Regions from separate parts of the Homo sapiens genome. Here regions 2, 3, 4 and 5 are each linked to region 1. Evidence: chromatin loops called from intact Hi-C (ENCODE). Cell type or tissue: PC-3. All regions are shown on one strand. Region 1 has its middle 44 kb from the start of AGR3. Region 2 has its middle 88 kb from the start of LINC02889. Region 3 overlaps LOC101927609 (a long non-coding RNA gene). Region 4 overlaps LOC124901595 (a long non-coding RNA gene). Region 5 has its middle 96 kb from the start of AGR3.

Region 1 (4,000 bases):
ATATTTGTGACTAACACGATGTGTGGCAGTTGTCTAAGTTCATGGATACAGTTTTAGAAATCCCCACCTCTCCCTTCTTTATTGCTTTCCAACTAATCTTATAGACATTTTTTCTTTAAAGTCTGCCTTTTTTTTTTTTTTTTTTTTTTTTTTTGACAAAGTCTCACTCTGTCACCCAGGCTGGAGTGCAGTGGTGTGATCTTGGCTCACTGCAACCTCTGCCTCCTGGGTTCAAGTGATTCTCCTGCCTCAGCTTCCCGAGTAGCTGGAACTACAGTCACACGCCACCATGCCTGGCTGATTTTTTGTATTTATTTATTTATTTATTTATTTTTTGAGAAGGAATTTTGCTCTCGTTGCCCAGGCTGGAGTGTAATGGCGTGATCTCGGCTCATTGCAACCTCCGCCTCCCAGATTCAGGCGACTATCCTGCCTCAGCCCCCTGGTAGCTGGGATTACAGGCCCCTGCCACCACACCTCGTTAATTTTTTGTATTTTTAGTAGAGACGGGGTTTCACCCTGTTGGCCAAGCTGGCCTTGAACTCCTGGCCTCAGGTGATCTGCCTGCCTTGGCCTCCCAAAGTGCTGGCATTACAGGCATGAGCCACCGTGCCTGGCCTAAAGTCTAGCTTTAAAGTCTGACTTCAGCTTTGAGTCTTGCAATAGATGACTTAGGATCTCGAAGGTGGCAGTAGAGAATAGTAGGAAGAAAGCAAGTGAGGATTCAGGAGATATGGTTCTACTCCTAGCTCCAACTATTCTGCACCTTGGGCCAATTGCTTTCTCTCTGTATGGCCAATTTCTTTACTTGTTAATTAGGAAAGATGTTTGCTTTACCCATATGGGAGAAATAAATGAAACACTATAGTGTGTTGAAAACTATAAAGTCAATGCAAATTATTGCAGAATGAGGTAACCCTGGCCTGGTTCTAGCCCTCAGCCACTCAGCCACTACCAAATCTTTACTCTTTCTGAGAGCATAATCACAGTCTCTAACTTTAAAGGGATGATGTGCACTCTACATTACAGCATTTTTGTAAGGTTCAAATGAAGGGGACAAAAGGACCTGAAAGCATTTTGTAAACTGCAGAATACCACATGAATGCAAAGGTGGCATCACAGGACTTTACTGCTTCCTTGCTCTGTGTCCTCAGGCAAATTGGGCACCTGTCAGGTCTCCAGTTCTTTACCTGAGGGCTTATGCAACTTTTAATCACCGCCTATTCAGAAATCTGTTTAAACTGACTATGTATATATATTTTTATGCAACTTTTAATCACTGTCTATTTAGAAATCTGTTTAAACTGACTACGTATGTATATTTTTCTTTTGTAAAAAATTTTAAGGCTTGTCAAGTGTATTTTTAAAAACAATAGTGATACTTCTGACTCTTAAATACCTTTCAAGTGCGTTATGACAGGCTTCTTCTACTCTAATGGCATTTGTTACTAATTGCTTCATGAAATCGTAATCCTTTGTTTATTACTTACAGAAATGATTTCCAGTCAACATTCTTTGACCCTAAAGTAAGTTAAAATTCCTAAAATATTGAACAGATCTTGACCAATTATAATTTGTTTTTTGTTTGTCAGAATGGGAGTGAGCCATGACTTGGATGGACAGGGCTAGGGATGGAGGCTCTGGAAGACGTTCTTTGAAGTATCACTTTCAGCTTACTCTTCTCACCAAAGGCCATCCAGCAGCCCTCTCCTCTTCCCCACAGCACACATTTTGCATTTGTAACCAGAGAAGGGAATGATGACGTGGTAGCATTGTCCTTTGAGTCTCATCTTCTCAAAGGCAGAGGTCACATTTTCTAGTGTTGTACCTAACCTAGTTTTTGTATAGTTAAAAAAAAAAATCAGGCAAGTTGTCAATGTGAAAAATCTTTCAGCCTCGTGTTTGTACACATAGGAGATGAGAAATGTTTTAATGTGAAAGTAAGAATAGTGGCAATTCATCTCCTTCCTGTTCCTAGGTTACAGCTGCTCAGTAAAGTTGGGTTGCATCTCAGGAACAGAGAGCAATTTATTTCTACAGCTGTGTGAAATGGGGCCAGCTTGCATCCATGGAGGCAGAGATGCCCTCAAGTTTTTGGCTTATTTTTAGTTCCCTTATATCAATGTATACACGTGTGATAATATAGTGTAGTGCATCCAACAGCATTTTTTAGGCCCCACATTTGGGATTTCAGATGGCAGCAGCAATTCTTATTTTTTGGTTAAATTTTGTGGAAGTCTAACAAATGGATTCTCTGAGTCATTGAAAGGTATGCTTAAAAACAGGTACTCTGTATAAAACAGCTGGTCAAGTTTTTGGATTAGAACCTTTCAATCAAGTAACATCTTGGGAGACTGTAGGAGCTGTACAGGCCACTTGGTGGTGCTCATGACAGGGCAGCTCTCTTCCAAAGGATATGAATCTTCACAGTTGTAACATTTTAGTTCTGCTTTACTGAACAGAAAGCGGTTCCATTCCAAATTTGATCCTAAATGCGAAACCACAGTGTGCTATAAAACATTGAACATTCCTGCAAAAACAGACAGAGGTGGAGTTTGTTTGCACAGATCCAGAAAAGTCTTCTGTCAACAACCTCTTCTCACAGAGAATCGTACATCTAATGTGTGGCTAAAAGGCATTTGGATATGTCAAGTCCAAGCAAACCGTAACTAGCATTCTAATGACCTTCTATTGTTAGATAAATGATAACATTATAGAATGAAGGTCACAAGGGAAAAGGAACATATTCTCTTCCTCACTCAGTAAATTTATGACAGCAAGGATCCAGAAATCCTAGGGAACACAGGCCAAATACACCTTTTGCATGAGGGGTCTATTTAACAAAATGAAATGAGCACAGCAGGGAAGTTTTTTTAAAAAACTTTGCTTTATTTATAAGTAAACATTGGACACCAAGATTTATATATCATGTATGACCTGTACATACCTTGAGGGCTGTTTACTGTACCTTGTCTGTCTTTATGTTGTTAGTTAAACAGTGAGTCATAAAAATGCCCCAATAACACATTTTCTATCAACTGTCCAGGAAAATCTAGTTCCTTTACCACACAGAAGCAAAAGTGATATTCTTTAAAAGGAAAACCAGATAATGTCCTTAAAAAATGGCTTCCCAATGGTTTATGATGAAATCCAGACTCGATTAGGCTGACATAACATGCCTCTTGCTCATTTCTCTGCCTTCATCTCTCAGAATGCTTCTCTCCATTCTCTGGGCTCCAGGGTCCTGATTTCTTGAAGCTCCTGCAACCTGCCTGGCTTCTTCTGGCTGCAGGATGTAGACACACGCTCCTCACTCTTCCCTGGTTTGCCTTGCCCAGGTCTGTCTCTGAACCATCCTCTTTATCCTCCAGTTTTCAGGTGAAGTGTGTTCTTCTCATAGAAGTCTTTCCCGTTGACCTTATCTTAAGTGGTTCCCTCGTTATTTCTGGACCTTTATTTGTTTTATTCATAGTATTTATCCAGTCATTAAAGTTTGTCCTTTGTTGTTGTTTACTTATTTTTAAAAGGAATTTTATCTGCTTGCATTCAAATTGTGACTCTAAATATTATGAATTAGGGACTCTGAAAATAATGTGACTTCTCTAAAACTCAGTTTTCTCATCTAGAAAGTGAGCTTACTATTTACCTGATAGGGTTGTTTGTCATAAAGAATTAACACACGAAAACAAGCAAAGTGTGTAGAACCTGTCCTAGTACATAATAAAATATCAATGCATATTAACTATTATTAGTGCTATTTTAATCAACACTGCATCTGGGTGGTAGAACATTCCTCCCTTGCTAATTGCACCTTCTTCTCTTTTCCTTCCTTTAGGGAGGGCTTCCCTGACTATGCTTCATAAACTCAGGCCAGGCCCCCTAGTATTCCATTCCCTGTCCCATTGCCCTGCTTAATCTATCTCCACAGTATTTAAAATTTTTTGTATATATTTATCTGTTTTTATTGATGATATCTCTTTCCCACTATAATTTAAGCTCC
Region 2 (4,000 bases), 720 kb after region 1:
GGAACGATCTCTGCTCACTGCAAGCTCCGCCTCCCAGGTTCATGCCATTCTCCTGCCTCAGCCTCCCGAGTAGCTGGGACTACAGGCACCCGCCACCACGCCTGGCTAATTTTTTGTATTTTTAGTAGAGACAGGGTTTCACCGTGTTAGCCAGGATGGTCTCGATCTCCTGACCTTGTGATCCACTCGCCTCAGCCTCTGGGTATGTCTTTATCAGCAGCATGAAAACAGGCTAATACCCATAGCCTATAATTAAAAATTATTTTTAAAATGCAGAGCAGTAACTTTCATCTGGTAAGATCAATATCGATAGTTTGTCAGTTACTTGAAAAAGCTGAACAAAGTAGAGGAGTTTTAAAATCAAATATTGTAATTTAAAACCTGAAAATAAACATGAATTTACCAATCTTTTAATGTAGAGGGTCTCCTTTTATTGAGTGCACATTATCTGATTAGAAATCCATATCATCTTTCCTGAATAACCCACATCCACAAGGCGTTCTCTCCAAATCCCCACTTCCCTTGCAAGAACCCAGAAATAATTTTGCAGAAATTTTAGAATACAGGCCTTCAAGATTTTCAGTTTCCCCTCCAACCTCTTATATTTGTTTCATCCACATCCAAATTTAATAGCAAGTCTAGTAACTTCTCTTTATCAAGTCTTTCTAAGCATTATATATAATTAGTTTTCAGAGAAATAAAAATCCCCTTTTATTTTGCAGTCATATTTCACGGTTCACATAATATTGCAATTACCCACTTTAATTCAATGGCAAGTATAGGTGGCATAAACAGGATTGGGACAAACTCACCTGACCCTTGGCAGGCACACAATTCTATTGGGAAAGCAAAACTGTGGGGATCCTGCTAGCTTACTTTCAGGATGATACAGACATCAGATAGTATAAGAAAAAAAAATTGGTTAATATGTTGAGTCAGTTAAGTGGAGATACTCAGTTGGAATATCCAAATCCATATCCAAGTCCATATCTTTTACTATTTCCTCACACTTTCATCCTTCCATCTTTGATATAGTTTTCCTCTTTTACCTGATCCCTGCAGTTTTTTAAAAGTAGTTGATTTCCAAACACATTGTATTAACATTTTCTAAGCAATTTGCATTTCAGTTAATGTTATACAATACAAAGTATATTTCTGGCTTTAAAAGAGGGCTTCATCAAAGGAGTTTATTTTTAAAATCTAATCAAGCAATGTAAAAATCGTTAAGTGAGAAACAAGCTCTTACAATATTGATGAGTAAAAGAATAAGATCTTCATAGGTAACCAACATATATCACCACATATATACATGGAAACAAAGGCGAATTTAGGTTGACTTTCATTTACATTTATAGTAAATAAGACAATGTATCGTGACCTTCCCTGGGAATAAATGTTTTTTTCACTTGAAATTGATATCCATGAAATCAGTTAGGCAGTTCCAATATAATTCGCCTTTCCGTTTTAGATAAGGACCAGATGTGCTCTATTGGGACACATGTTTTCATGTCCATTTGTATTTTCCCTTCAGGACTAAGGGTGTGGAGTCTAGAATTAGTGAGGCTCTCTGATTTGAAACTGCACCTCCCTCACTTACTACATTATATGTCTAAGCAACAGTCTCCTCCCCATGGCTCTTCTGTCCCATGCAGAACACAGTCATGCCTTGTGCTAAGCTGGTAGCCCCAGGTAGAGTAGCCCAGGAAATGCTTGGGTGAAAAGCTGTTACTCTTGTTCTCTAACTTATATTGCAGAAAAGCAGTGCTCCCACATTATAAAAGGACAGGCAAGAATCCCAGGAATCTCTTTACCTCTTCATAACAAATCCCACTCTGATGAGACTAGAATCAATTAACTCCAGTGCCTAATACACACATCACTACTATATGCAACAATTCTATTCACTATTCTAGAAAAGCCTTGCTAAACAAATCTGCCTTACAATGACATCTGCTGGGAGTTTCTGGCACTGGATTTTTTTTTTTTTAAGACCAATATCTGAGGTTAAAAAACACGGCTCAAGAGAAAGAGAATTTAACTGTGTCAAGAATCAATCTCTCAAGTTATCTTTCAAACTAGGGACTATATCGCTTAAAAAATAAAGAAAATATACCTCAGGTGAATTCATAATAAATATCAGATGCTGAGCTATGAAACTGAACCCAAAACATGAATTAACATTCGAATGCAGTGTTATCCAGCTTTTAAACATTCCATCTAGCAAGAAAAGGACAGAATATATGACATTCTTCTTGGATATGCTTATACTTCAGAGAATTTCTCAATGCCGAAAATCTGTCATTTTTTTCAAAAATATCAAAGTATTTATTGAGCTTGATTATTCTTCATATTTAAGGGACTACTGCTGTAAGTTTACGTTAGAAATCTTTAAGGGCTGGTGAAGAGCATTTTCCTTCTAACCCCAAGTTTGAATTCCAGTTGAGGATGTGGCCAAGGTATGGTGTTAGAAGGACCATGGGAGTGAATCTTCCAGCAACTGATTGACATATCCAGTGGTTCTGCCTTCAAAAAGGGATGATGGCTGGGTGCACTGGCTCACACCTGTAATCCCAGCATTTTGGGAGGCCAAGCTGGGTGGATCACCTGAGGTCAGGACTTCAAGACTAGCCTGGCCAACATGGTGGAAGCCCGTCTCTACTAAAAATACAAAAATTAGCTGGGTATGGTGGCAGGCACCTGTAATCCCAGCTGCTTGGGAGGCTGAGGCAGAACAATCACTTGAACCCAGGAGGTGGAGGTTGCAGTGAGCCAAGATTGCACCATTGCACTCCAGCCTGGCGACAAGAGCAAAACTCCATCTCAAAAAAAAAAAAGGATGATCATGCTGAAATTAAGATGATGCCTAATATTTCTCTGTCAAAGTAACCTAAGCTATAAAAGAAAATCTCCTAACATTCTCTCCCCTGTGAAGCGGCAGACACCTAAACGAAGGAGGAGTTAAGTTATGGGAGTTCACCGATGAATTAGAAAGGCAAAAGGAATTATAACATGAACAAGTTATAATTCTACTTAATTGCACCCACTAAGACATATTAACATGAGATGCAATTAACCTAAGTATTAGCACAAAGTCCAATCTCCAGCTACCACTTAGCCAAAAAATTTTTGTAACTGAATAGAAGTGTTCATTGTTCATTAAGGAAATTTATATTGGCATTATTGTATTTGACAGCATGATGGACAAATTACATTTCTCTTGCTATTGTTCATAGTAATAATTGAGGCCATTCTTTAACCTTTGATTAGATAATGATTAAGAAATTCTTGAGATTATGTTTGTCAGAACATAAAACTGGAGATAATCTAAATATCAATAGGAGAATGGGTTTAAAAAAACTGTAGTATATTGATACAATGGAATATTAAAGGTTAAAATAAATGAACTAGAACTTCAAAAAGAAAAGAAAAATATTATGAGCTTAATAACATTGCAATCTCTCTGAATTTCCTAAGAGAACAAAAAAAACAATTACAGAGAAATTGGACTGGTGTCCTGAGAAAAAGCCCATAGACTGTTAAAAAAAATTAAGCCATCATATAGCTCTTTACTTCAGCCATAAGAGCCAGCACCCCAAATCTGTGCTGTTCAGATCTGTCCACCTTTCAATTTCATTTTCATGTTTAAGGACATGAAGCAACACAATATTGAATCTAATAAAGTGTGAAGGCTGTGCTTTGCGGCAAGGCAGGAGTTATTCCCACAAAACTGACATAGGGTCAAAAAGCATAAAGAGTTGGTATATATTCTATAATTCCCCATCTTTTTCCTCATAAATGGAGGTTATTTTGAGGCATGGCTCTACAAGAGCAAAGGCTATGTCCAGCTCTGTTCAGTGCTATTTTCCCAGTGCCTGCTGGTGAATGTTTATAGAACTGCTTTCCTACTTGTAAGCTATTTTACAACCTTGACACCTGATATATCCACATCTTAAAGCAGATCTTTCCACATCTTTTCTGACTCTCATTGTTCCCTATTCTG
Region 3 (4,000 bases), 310 kb after region 1:
AGTAGTGATTGGCTAAGAAGCAGGCTAATTTTTTTTAAAATTTCAATAGCTTCTGTGATACTAGCGGTTTTTGGTTACATGAATGAATTGTATAGTGGTGAAGTCTGGGCTTTTAGTCTACCCATCAACTTGAATAGTGTACATGGTGCCCAACAGGTAATTTTTAAGAAACAGACATTGCAGCAGATATTTGTTGGTTCCATTGAGAGGTATTGGGACAATGAGAGAAAAAAAAAACACATCTTAATCTTTTCACCAGCTAATCCTGACATCAGATTTTGGGAGACTTTGTTATTGCTGTTCTTTGTTGAACAAATAACTCTTTAATTTACGTGCATCAGACTTATGTCACGATGACCTTTTGCTTCTTTATCCAATAAGGAATTTTGAGCACACTCTTTTCTACATGGCATTATAAGGCACACATATGCAATGTTTATTTACTATGTTACATTTTCTAGTGATGCATTATTTTAGATTTTTATCTAACAATTATCATAAGGTGCAAAATGGAAGATCTTTAACAAAAAGTTATAAACAACTACCATATGCCAGGGACTGTGTAAAATGCTGGAAATACAATGATGTTTTTTTGGAAATATGAATCTGGATCCCAGGAATTATGCAGTATAAAAAAAGAAAAAATACAGGCACACAGGATGAAACAGACAAAATATAGCATTATAAAGGCAACATCATAAATATGAACAGGAGTAGAGGTCCTACATAAGAACTGCTTTTAAGTCAGTGAAGACTCAAGACAGCAGGCGATATCTGAATTTTGTGTTGAGGATAAATAGGAATCAATCACATAGGAAGAGAGGGAAGACATTTCAGGCTTATTAAAGCCTATGCACCAAGTCACAGAGGTGTGGAAAAATAATACGAATTCAAAGCTACAAGTAACTAACTCTATGATGCTCAAGTACAAAGAAGAACAATGAGATGAGGCCACCAAGTGCTTTGCATCCCATAAGAAGCTTGGATTTTAATGTTCTAAAAAATAGGAGACCTATAATAAATTTTAAGGTAGAAAGAGATGACAAGATCAGACTTGCATTTTAGAAAAATCAGTGTGTATTACACATAATACTTAATACTTTTTAATAGTAAATTTAAATTTATGATCTTATTCAACCATATTGCCTCTTCAAAGAGAAGAAGAGCTATAATGTTATATAAATCTAAGCATAAAAAATATCAGGCATCCCATACCTCTCAGACAAGGCTTTATGTAAGAACAGCTGAGAGCTTCCTTCTGCCCTCATGAAACCATAAAGAGAAAATGTGTTATCTTAACAGGGAAAACTTTCTTTTACATTTTCTAGGAAGACTCACAGCCAAATGAAAACAGTATATTCCTGGAATGCCTTTAACTGTCTTGTCGTACCAGGACTTCTTGCTGAGAGAGTTCCTGCCCCCTGTAAACACAGAACATGCTTGTCTGTGCTTTTAACTTATATCCTGTATATGTCTTCCTGACAACTATCCATACAAGCGGCTTTCATTCCCTGTTTCCAGATGAGAATTGAACTCAATGCACATATTGAAAGGAAAGAAACCTAGGTTTTATATATGGAAATATCCACTCATGATTGGTGCCTTCTTATGGATACTTAATAGTACTGATATTTTTATGTTGCTTGATAAAAGATGATTGTCAAAAGAGATCCACACAGACAGTGGCTATAAGAGTGAAGCTGCACAGGTCCCTTTGTAGCAGTCAGTCTCTCTCCTACTCCCTGTCTCATCTCCTTCCCCTGCCACAAGGACCCAGAGAAGCAGGCAGGCTGGCAGTGTGATGACGGTATCTTACCCTGGCTCTGAGGTTGACACAGATTTCACAGGTCACTTCTATCACTGCAAAAGCACATTGGTCTGGAGTTTATGAAGAACATACAATTTCTGTTGGCATGTTAGGTACATTATATAAAATGCCCCGCATAAAGAAAGCAGTGTAGTTAAAAGCAAATGAAAGATAAAAAGAGTAACAACGTGGTTTCTCAGTATTTCATGGTACCGGTAGATATGACCTTCACAGACAAACCTAAATCTTTCTTATGTAACTGACATTTAGTCCGTTAGCCATTTTTAATAAAAGAGTAGAGAAGTTACTCTACTGCGGCTTTTGCTGGTACTTTTTATAGCCGTCGTGTGGTAGGAAGTAGGCCCCAAGTTCCCTTGGCAACAAGTAGAGTAGAAGCGATACACAGAAAACTGAGTCATCGGTGAATCATCTGAGGATTTCTGTTTCCAATCCTTGGAAATAATTTACCGATTGTTTTTTATTTGTGCAGTGTTTGCTGACTCTGAGTGGACACCTCAGAAACTGTAACATCTTTGGTCAATTTGGTCAATCGTTTAAGAAACATTCTGGATGCTCCAAGTAGACCTTAAGATTGATATCCAAACAAAACAAACCTCTGCTTGCTTTAAGATGACACTCACTCCCCATCTGAGGAGGAACAGATAAGTGAGTCAAGGTATTGGCAATGGGGAAGTCCCCTTTCTACAAAGAAATCTGATGTCCCCAGAAAAATGTTTCATGACATTGTCACATTTAAAATGTTAGTCACAACAAATTTTCAGACACCTAAAAAGAGAACAAATATGGTCTCATACATTTTCTCTCTCTCACTCTGTCTGAGACTTATGTTCATCAGTTACTCAATTCCCCCATTTTTTTTTTTACAAATACATCTCTTATATAATCCCTTTATCTCCACAATTGTTGCTTCTACCTTATATCAAGGTTTACCATTTCATTTATCTAGGCTCAGATTGTCCTTTACTTCATTGCGTGTACAAGGAGAAAGAAAAAACCTCCCCTAAAAATGCTTTTTGGCCAGGTGCGGTAGCTCAAACATGTAATCCCAGCACTTTGGGAGGCTGAGGTGGGTGGATCACCTGAGGTCAGAAGCTTGAGACCAGCATGGCCAACACGGCGAAACCCCATCTGTACTAAAAATGCAAAAATTAGCTGGGTGTAGTGTTGCACTCCTGTAATCCCAGCTACTCAGGAGGCTGAGACAGGAGAATCGCTTGAACCAGGATGTGGAGGTTGCAGTGAGCAGAGATCATGCCACTGCACTCCAGCCAAGGCAACAGAGTAAGACTCAGTCTTCAAATAAATAATTAAATAAATAAATAAATAAATAAATAAATAAAATAATGCTTTTCATCTGCCACCAGGGACCTAATCAAAACTCTTTAATAGTTCAATGGCTTCTTGAGGACCATGACTTATTTATTATTGTATCTGCAGCACCCATCATGGTGCCTGACCTACAGAATATGTTCAATATGTGTTTATTGAATGAATTATAATAATTGTGGTATTTTTGCTTATATGCACCCCCCCACCACACACACACACACACACACACACACACACGTTAAATCTAAAGCTTCTTGTGAGCAGAAGGCTTATCTTGTAAATTGTTGTATCCCTAGCTCCTCGAAGGGTGTCTGGTATGATACAAACATTCAATCATCATTTACTGAAATGGTGAATGAAATTCAAATGCTGGGCTTATACAAGTATATGGTATCCTCCCATACCTAGGTGAACTCGTTTCTCACCACTGCCTTCCTTCCTGTGAGGTGAGCCTTTGTACCATTCGAACTCCATGCAACTATTCCTACCAATTGCCTCATATGAACTACCTCACACAAACCACTGCCTACTTAAATTCTATCCTCCTTTAAGGCCCAACTGAAGTCACATTCTGTTCACAAATGAGACTTCTTGACTCCTTCAGCCCTCACAGATCTTCATGTCATCCAGACTCAGAGTACCTATGGCCTTTACTCAGATTTGTCCCTACAGACTCATTCTTCCATTGTTTGCCTCCTTTTAAATTCCTGGGTGATGTTATCTATTTCCTTCACTTTGGCATCTCTCACATGTTAATGCCACCACACTCCTTCATCTCGGGCCCTGATCTCAGAGCATCAAAACTCATTGTTTCGCAAGTCCTCAGGCTCAAAAATGTTAAGT
Region 4 (4,000 bases), 120 kb after region 1:
ATCAAGAAAATATGTTGCCCTACAAAGTTTATTTACAATGAAAATTCACGTGCATGGAGAGTACTTCCTAAAAGGAATGCATATTTAGCAAATCTGGAAAAAATAATAAAATAATTGTATAAATTCTAAATATTATAGGTAAGAGATTTTAAAACTCAGTTTATTATTTTTTGGGTCCACTTTGATTATCTAAATTAGAAAAGTATATGGTACCTTCAAATTAGCTACAGCCTTAGCTGATTTGTCAAAATGTATTATAGCAACTCTGTTTTAATATCTCACCATGACAAAGCAGTAAAGCTCTGGTTATCACAGTATATTGCTCACTTTCAGTGTGATTTACTCTTAGCAGTCTGTGCATAAATGAAGCATAGTTTCACAATGTCTGCTTTTTGTTGTTGTTGTTGTTAAAACAAATGCCTTAGTGTCTGTTACACTCATATCTCTTCCTGGACTAGTTTCTCCAAATACATTTTTTTTTTAATCCTGCACGGACAATTGGAGTGCATACTGAAGACTGCATGATGGAAATCTCTGACCTAATTCTGCAGTCATGAGAGGTTTGGAGAGCAGTGATTAAGATCTAAACATGGACATACATGTTTCAGTGAAGTATCTTAACTTTATCAGCCCCTTAACCAAAGTCGAGTTATTTTTATTTGCTTTCTTTTTTGGATCTTTGCAGATGCTAACATCTTTCTTTCTCTTTCTCTTTCTTTCTTTCTTTCTTTTTCTTTCTTTCTTTCTTTCCTTCCTTCCTTCCTTCCTTCCTTCCTTCCTTCCTTCCTTCCTTCCTTCCTTCCTTCCTTCCTTCTTTCCTTCTTTCTTGATTTCTGAATGTGACAGAGAGTTCTGAGGAGGTGGGGAGCTTTCCTATGACCCATTTTCATTCTTTGAACCTAATTTAGCAACTTGTGTATACATTATTGTCTGTGTTTGTAAAATGCACAAACAATACTGCGACTTAAACACCAGATTCATACTAAGGAATTGATCCTTACACTAGTCAGAAAGCACTTGCCTAAAATGAATATACTCTGACATGGAAACTAAAGCTCTGTTTCTGGAGAGGGCAGAATAGAACCAGTGAGTGGAAATTATATAGACACAGATTTTAGCTCCATCTGAGGCACAGCGCATCGATAAGTAGCCATAGCATTCTTATTTCATGATGGAGCAGAGCTTGCTGTCTCTTGGATGGGTTTTCGAGTTGTTGGTGATGAGTTAATTATGTGGTGAGAGACCTTGTTTTCTGCCCTCTTTTCTGTTTGTCATCTGTCCTTTTTTCCTCCCCTCTTTTTTCCTTTTCTTCCCTTCTCTCTTTCCCTCTTTCCATTCAGTCTTCACACATGTATTAACGTCCTATTGTGTGTCAGATACTTTGCTTCTAAACCTAAAAGTCTGTTATTGAGAAGTAATAGTTAATTATGTGAAGAAAAACATTCAGTACTCCTTCTACTGAGAAGGGCTTGTCTCTATTTCCTTTCCACTTAACACTGACAATTTTAGAGCACATTAAAACTGAGGAAACTAGCAATGCTGTTTCAGAAATTAATTTTTAAAAGAAAACCAAAAGTCTTTTTTCCATTGATTATATATCTTAATTTGCTGCTGGAAGTAACCAGGCACCCACAGAAACAGCAAAAGGTGGACAATGAAAATTAGAAAGCATTTAAACCTGGGCACCTATCCCCAGTGAGCCTCTCCAGTTTTATCCCTGCAAAGAGTTAATGAAGGTAGAACAGAAGGGCAGAGCAAGCAGCTGTTTTAGTTTTTAGTGGGGACAATCAGTAGGATAAGAATGGACACATGTCAAGTTACCCCCCCTGCTGTCCTTAGATAAAAAGGCCTCTGAGACACAGACTGTGATGCCAAACCATGTCCATTCTGCCTGTCGTATGGAATGCCAATCCCTGAGATGGTAAGTTTTACAGCGGAGAAAGAGTTTATTCATGAGGCAGTCAAGCAAGGAGGTGGGAGAACAGGTCTCAAATCTGCTTCCCTAAAGATGGGATTTTAAGGATATTTATGAGACAGAGGAGTGAGGTAGTCTGAAGTATGAGGAAAAGTCATTGGCAGTAAAGAAGAGTGAGGTTATCAGTGAACTATGCAAGCATAGCCAAGCTTCATGGCTCTTCATAGGATGCATGTTCACATGGTGGTGGTGTTAGCATGATCTGTAGGTAGAACATCAAAAGTGTACCTATCGAACACTCAAGCAGGGTCAGTGGTCGCAAATGGCTTGAACTGGACTAGAGCTGACTCTAAGTTCCTGAAAAACAACTTCAGTAACCATCACCATGGTGACCTATATGTCAGAGATGTTATCTGTGAGGAAGCTAGTGCAAGTTCAGTTATATATTGCTTAGCCACATGACCTTTAGCTACATAGATTTTAAAATCAACTAAAGGCAAGTAGCTAAAAACAAGCAAGGCAGGTTAAGCTTGGCAGACCTAATCAGGTTAGCCCTTGGTTTCAACTGTAAGTTGTCTCCCAATAATCCACCTTCCCTTTCTCCATTTTAACAGAAATTTTAGTCTATCTTATGACCACTCAGAATCCCAGTCCCACTACGTAGCCCCGTCTCCCTTGCAGCAATATGATGCCATGTGTCTTAAGTTACGACCAATATGATAGAAGACAACTATCCCATGACAGCTTTTGGGAAACTTCCTTAAGACAGCTAATGTACACCGTGGCCCTTCCTCTCTTTGGCTTCTTCTCCATCCTGCTACCTGGAATGCAGATGCTACCATCTTGCACTGTGGGGTCCAGCTATGACAGAATGGTAGCTGGAAAGAACTAGGTCCCTGAAGAGATCATGGAATGGAGCTGCCATAATCATCCCAAATTGCCTCCTTTATACTTGTCCTCTCTAAGTAACGTTATTTTGTTATTTTAAAAACAATTCATAGTCAAACACAATCCCAACTAATATGGGCACCTTATAGGAAGGCTAAAGGCAGCCTGTCTCCATTTCTAAGATTGACACTTAGCATTCCTAGTAGTGGAGGAACATAGTTTTTCAGAAAGGTCTATAAATTATGCTTTTACTAGGGATTTTACCTATGTTTTTCTTCACTTCATCCTCATAGGTGGTACCAGGCTCAAACTATGAATGATAATATAATATGTTATCAGAGAGATAACATAGGAACTTCGTTTAAGTCTGGGAATTAAACACAGATCTACCTGACTCAAAACTTACATTTTTTTTTCTATCATTCTATATTGCCTTCTTGATATTCTGCTTTAAGATTCCTCCTCAGTCACATATTTCTATGGCTGATAGACTGGTTGGTATCCACTTAGCCAGTAGCTTTGAGAGAAGGCTCCAGAGTAGGTGAAAGAAGTTTTCCTTTGTATTAGCAAGTGAAGACCGATTTCCAATATAAAGAGAAAATGTCAAGTGTGACTTCTATTTGAGAAAGATTTGAAAATAAATGCTAGATCTGATTTTATATTATCTATAGATTATTGGTTTTAACTGGCAGCCCAGGCTGATTTTAGAGTTACGTATACATTTATATTGTCTCATAATATTAAAAAAAAAAAAAGTAATTAGTTGTTAAACTTTAAAAGGGAAAATCTGGGTTGCTTTCCCACATGACAATCAGCTGATGCTGTGTATGGCTGTCTTTATCAGTGGGCTTGCTATAGTTAGTCAGCCCACTCCACTCATTTTCATTACTGACCCTTTCCTGTTAGTCATTTGAGAAGTTTACAGCCTTTGTGTGGACCCTTTTCCTTGAAGATGATTAAACACACAACAGATTGTTAACAGTTGCCAGTATGTTTGGCAAATTAATTTATCAATCTTAACTTCAGACTTACAGTCCTTATTTGTAAGTATATAAACACCGGTGTATTCTTCTTATTTTTAAGAATAATTTGGTGACCTCTAGAGAGGTCTATGCGGTCTCTTCAGAGCACCTATAAACTTCTTTAGAGAAATTCATAGATAAAACAAATTATCTCTGCATTTTGGAATATAGACTT
Region 5 (4,000 bases), 52 kb after region 1:
CTCCTTACATTGATGCAGGAGTTACAGACAAAAGAATTATTATTATTATTGCTTAAATTGTGTAATTAGAAAAGATGGTTGTATTGTGCTAATAGTTTGCATTAACAACTTGGAACCAGTTTTAAAATGACTGGGATTGTTGTTTGCTTGGAAATAGCATTCCAACAGCTTGAGGGATTGAGTCTTGAAATTCTCAAAGGTTACAAAAGCGTGCAGTAACACACTTTTGTACACACTTTTGAGGGTACAGATTGGTAAATATGTGCATTTATATCTGAACACTTTCAAGTTTGCTTTAATACTATTTTTTTCTCTTAGTGTTAATGCAAATTTGCATCTAAATATTTACCTAGTACTTACTATGCTTCTAGAACAATTCTCAGCTCTGGAGATTGACAAATTCATGTCTCTACAGTTGATACTTCTAAGGAATAAGTGCATGGCTTCATATAATTCACTTGTCCTGATTGTGGAAGAAAAAAGTAAGGCTTGTGTCTCAACATGTGTCCGGTACTTTTATGGCATCCAAGCCACAGATCTGGGAGTTTCCATGTGTTTCTCCTGACGCTTTACCCTCCCTAGCTTGACCTGCACTGCAGTAGGCCACATACTGGTTTTCTCTCCCCAGCTTTGTCTTCCTTGCTATCTCCACTGCCCCTTCATTTGACATGTCATTTCCCACACTGTAATTCCTCCATGAGTTAATATCCAGCTACACTCCAAGAGACATTCATAACTCCAGAATCCGAGTTATAAATACTGTCTCTCAATAAAAATCAGGGTCTTATGTTCCCCTAGTTCCTAAATCCTATCCAGTCTAATTGGTTGTGTCTTCTTACACCTCTTCCTCTTTCCCCACTCCTACTTTAGTTGGCTTGTTTCAGGCTCTCAACATTTTCTACTTGGATTATGATTAACAATCTCTTGCTTCCCGCCTTGCTCATTCCTTGCCATTTAACCAATAGCTGGTAGCGTGGCCTTATGAAACACAAATTTGATCAAGTTGCTGCCTTAAAGGAAAGGCAACAGCAACCATCAGCACCCGTTGGTGGTTTTCAGCAGCTTTCAGGATGAGGTCCACATTTCTTTGCATGGCACCCTTAGCACTTGATCTGCCCTTAGCACTTGATCTGGCCCTTGCCTAACTCTCTGGTCTCATCTTTTGCTGCTCTGCTTCTCCATCAGCCACAGTCAATTTCACTGAATTACCTGTGAGTTTCACAAGACCTTTTCCCTGCTTTCTTGGACTCCTGCAGTTTTGCTCTCCGGTTAGAATTCCCATCCTCTTTTTCTCCTCACAATTATTTTGCTGGTTAACTCCTAGTTGTTTAAAAAACATGTCTCGTTTTTCCCCAGAAACCTTTTCCAGCATTAATTACCTTTTTTATGAGAAGACCACAGCTTAGTTATCATGTGTACGTCTTCAAAGTGCAGCAAGTCGCCCAGCACAGGCAGACCCGCCTAAAGCTAATAATCTTCCTGACCTGAGACTCTCCAACGGACTCTTCATAGGATTCTGCTGAAGAGCTGGTTTTGTTTTCTTCATGTTATTATTTTTTTGAGGCTAAAAAAAAAGTAGTTGAAGACTGAAGAGTGAAATCAAATTGTTCCCTAAATATTGGAAGATGTTATCAATTAATTTATTTGGAGGTATAGATTATTTAATTCCACTATAGTACTTTGATTGCAAAGTAACCAGAGATGTTTTCACGTAGGTGATGCTGAATTTCTAAAAAAACAGCATCTGTATTATTTTTATGGACTTTTATCATAATCACCAGTGCCATCATTATGATAATTTTTTTCATCTATAGGTAGAGTTAGTCTGAGAATAGGCTTATTTCTGTTGTAAATGATAGCTTCACTTTTGCTAAAAATACTTTTTGATTCACTTATTTTTAAGACTTTGCTACATGGTCTGTCAGGCCCTGGGTTTCTGGATGCATTGTATAATTAGTGTAAACTTGGAGAAACTTGTTTTGTTTTTAATGATCCAAATTTAGTTGCTTTTAGTCACAGAATTTCTGTAAATACAAACTTATGTCAGAAGAGGCTTTTATTTACTTTGTGATTCAACTCAGCATGTTTATTTAATATGCAATGATTCAGCTTACTGGCTCCTTTAGAAACTTGGAGTGTGTGTTCTCATGATGGCTGAATAAGTTGATGGCTTTGATCTGAACTGTAAAGGCTCAGAGGGCATTTTTTCCTTGCAAATTTGCCTTTGGAATTTCTCTTTCTTTTCTGTTAGGAAAGTACTATTGTTTGACCGTAGGGCCAATCTCATGTAGTTTAGATTCCCCATACTTGCAGAATTAGAGTTTTTTTCTTCATTATGGGATGCTTTTTGGTGCTTTCAAATGGAAAAAGCAGAGTTGTTCCAGGCACTGACAGAAATCTGTGCTGTTGATTTTTGTTTCCTTCCTGGACTTCCCAAAGGAAATACAAAAGAAGATATTGATATTAATCTGTTAGATCACAAAAAACCAATGTACAACTAAATGAACCTAGATTAATTTTTTCAAAGCCCAAACAAAAGAAAGATTAACAGTACATAGTTCTTTTTTAGACAAGACTGACTTGCACAGCCTGTCCCCTGAGTCACTAGGCTTCCCACCTCAATTAGTCTGCATTTGCTCATTTTCCCACTCTAACATTTCTTAGTAGTAACCAGCTTCTATCTTCTCTTTGCTTTACATGGTCACTCTTCCTTTTGTGATCATCCCCCAAATATCTCTTATCTCAGTTGGCACTCACTGCTGTCATTTATCCTCTCTAATCACCTGAACTCCTAGGTGTTGGGTGAACCTGTCCCTTAGGCTACCGTAGCTTGCAGAGACTTGGCTTTCAGCCTTAAGGTTCAACATGCTGCTGGAGTTCCTTCCATTGCCTCCATCTTCCAGGCAGCTGGAAGTGGAAGGAACAAGACATCTCACCACCAAGCCAGCTTTCTGTAAGTACCCTGCTTACCCTCTCTTACCAGAACTTCCTCAATGGCCACAGCTTTCTAATGATCATTTGTAAGGACAGCTATAAGAGAGGCTGTAAAATGCAACCTTCGTCCAGGGGCATTGCAACCTCAGTGAAAATGGATTTCTATTACTTAGAAGATGAGAATAGCTATTGGGTAGCAATGAGCCATCTCTGCTAAAACTCAGAGAAAACAAGCTAACTAGGAGTTCAAGAGTTCTTTTTTATGTCCTTCAAAAACACATTCGTCTTGAGAAATAAGTCTAGGTTTTTAACCACCTTTTTGTTTCAAGCATGAGTAATAAGTCCATTTTATTGACTATAAAAGTATATTGACATTCTTTCTATTTTGAAAGTTAGGCATCTTAGTGTGCTTTGTTTTTTGTAATGGTTTCTGTGTATCTTTACTGGAGTCTTTAGCTTCCCCCTCTCTTTACTCCTCTTTTGAGATTCAGACTTACTCAACCAGAACAGCATTTTTGCTGGTTCTCCAACCATGTTGAGTTACATTCACTTCCAGATTCTTAAGTCATAGAATTATGAATCTTTTTATTTTTGACAAATGTCTTCTGTGAGTATTCACGAGGGTGTATCTGACCAGTAAGCAATTTTCTTTTCCTGCCAGTTTCTCGCCCCATTTTCCTTCAGTGTGATTTGCTGGCAGCTTCCATCCCTTCCTCCTAGGGCTGAGCACAGGACCCTGGTCTGGTTAGTATGTTCTCCTTTCCTGTTCAATGGTTGCTTCAGGGACAAACAAATGACTCAACCAACGTCTTTTACTGAAACCCCTGCAAGGGGGACTGTCTCTTTTTCTGAGATTGTTGAGGGGCCATCTCTAACTCCTCAAAGAGAAAGAAAAAGAGCTTATGTTAGAATGAGACCAACACAGAGGAAAAGAAAGCTGATAGATGGATTAAGCAACTTTTCTGGGGACATCTTTGTAGAACTTGAATCTAACCTGCCTAATGCTGTATCACTCCTTGATTTTTGTGTTACACATGCCGATAAAGATACCTTTCTCCCTTTAAGC

Evidence for each region. Peaks named below come from ENCODE experiments on the same cell type or tissue, not always from the same donor. Only the 100,000 strongest peaks of a DNase experiment are listed, where the experiment ranks them.
Region 2: a loop joins it to region 1, with 4 times the contacts of the local background. A loop is called at or near these places in 11 of 110 quality-filtered maps.
Region 3: a loop joins it to region 1, with 11 times the contacts of the local background. A loop is called at or near these places in 4 of 110 quality-filtered maps.
Region 4: a loop joins it to region 1, with 2.7 times the contacts of the local background. A loop is called at or near these places in 3 of 110 quality-filtered maps.
Region 5: a loop joins it to region 1, with 7 times the contacts of the local background. A loop is called at or near these places in 17 of 110 quality-filtered maps.

What each region holds. Positions count from the first base shown.
Region 1 is chr7:16,924,089-16,928,088 of GRCh38, forward strand. No RefSeq gene overlaps it. Among named protein-coding and RNA genes, the nearest start is that of AGR3, 44 kb to the left of the region's middle. In PC-3, CTCF peaks have their summits at 2,378 (motif pointing right) and 2,577; DNase peaks (open chromatin) are centred at 2,443 and 2,983; H3K4me3 peaks cover 1,194 bases; H3K27ac peaks cover 2,568 bases.
Region 2 is chr7:17,644,873-17,648,872 of GRCh38, forward strand. No RefSeq gene overlaps it. Among named protein-coding and RNA genes, the nearest start is that of LINC02889, 88 kb to the left of the region's middle. In PC-3, a CTCF peak has its summit at 1,956 (motif pointing left); no DNase peak of the experiment used is centred here.
Region 3 is chr7:17,232,438-17,236,437 of GRCh38, forward strand. The region is part of intron 6 of LOC101927609 (a long non-coding RNA gene); the gene reads right to left. Among named protein-coding and RNA genes, the nearest start is that of AHR, 64 kb to the right of the region's middle. RefSeq lists enhancers at 1,670-2,869, 1,975-2,024, 2,175-2,434. In PC-3, a CTCF peak has its summit at 2,313; a DNase peak (open chromatin) is centred at 2,254; H3K4me3 peaks cover 1,204 bases; H3K27ac peaks cover 2,330 bases.
Region 4 is chr7:17,042,780-17,046,779 of GRCh38, forward strand. LOC124901595 (a long non-coding RNA gene) reads right to left here. Exons shown (of 4, transcript XR_007060239.1): 1 at 1-4,000. Among named protein-coding and RNA genes, the nearest start is that of AGR3, 160 kb to the left of the region's middle. In PC-3, CTCF peaks have their summits at 1,858 and 2,066; no DNase peak of the experiment used is centred here; H3K27ac peaks cover 688 bases.
Region 5 is chr7:16,976,432-16,980,431 of GRCh38, forward strand. No RefSeq gene overlaps it. Among named protein-coding and RNA genes, the nearest start is that of AGR3, 96 kb to the left of the region's middle. In PC-3, no CTCF peak of the experiment used is centred here; a DNase peak (open chromatin) is centred at 2,120; H3K4me3 peaks cover 1,070 bases; H3K27ac peaks cover 2,714 bases.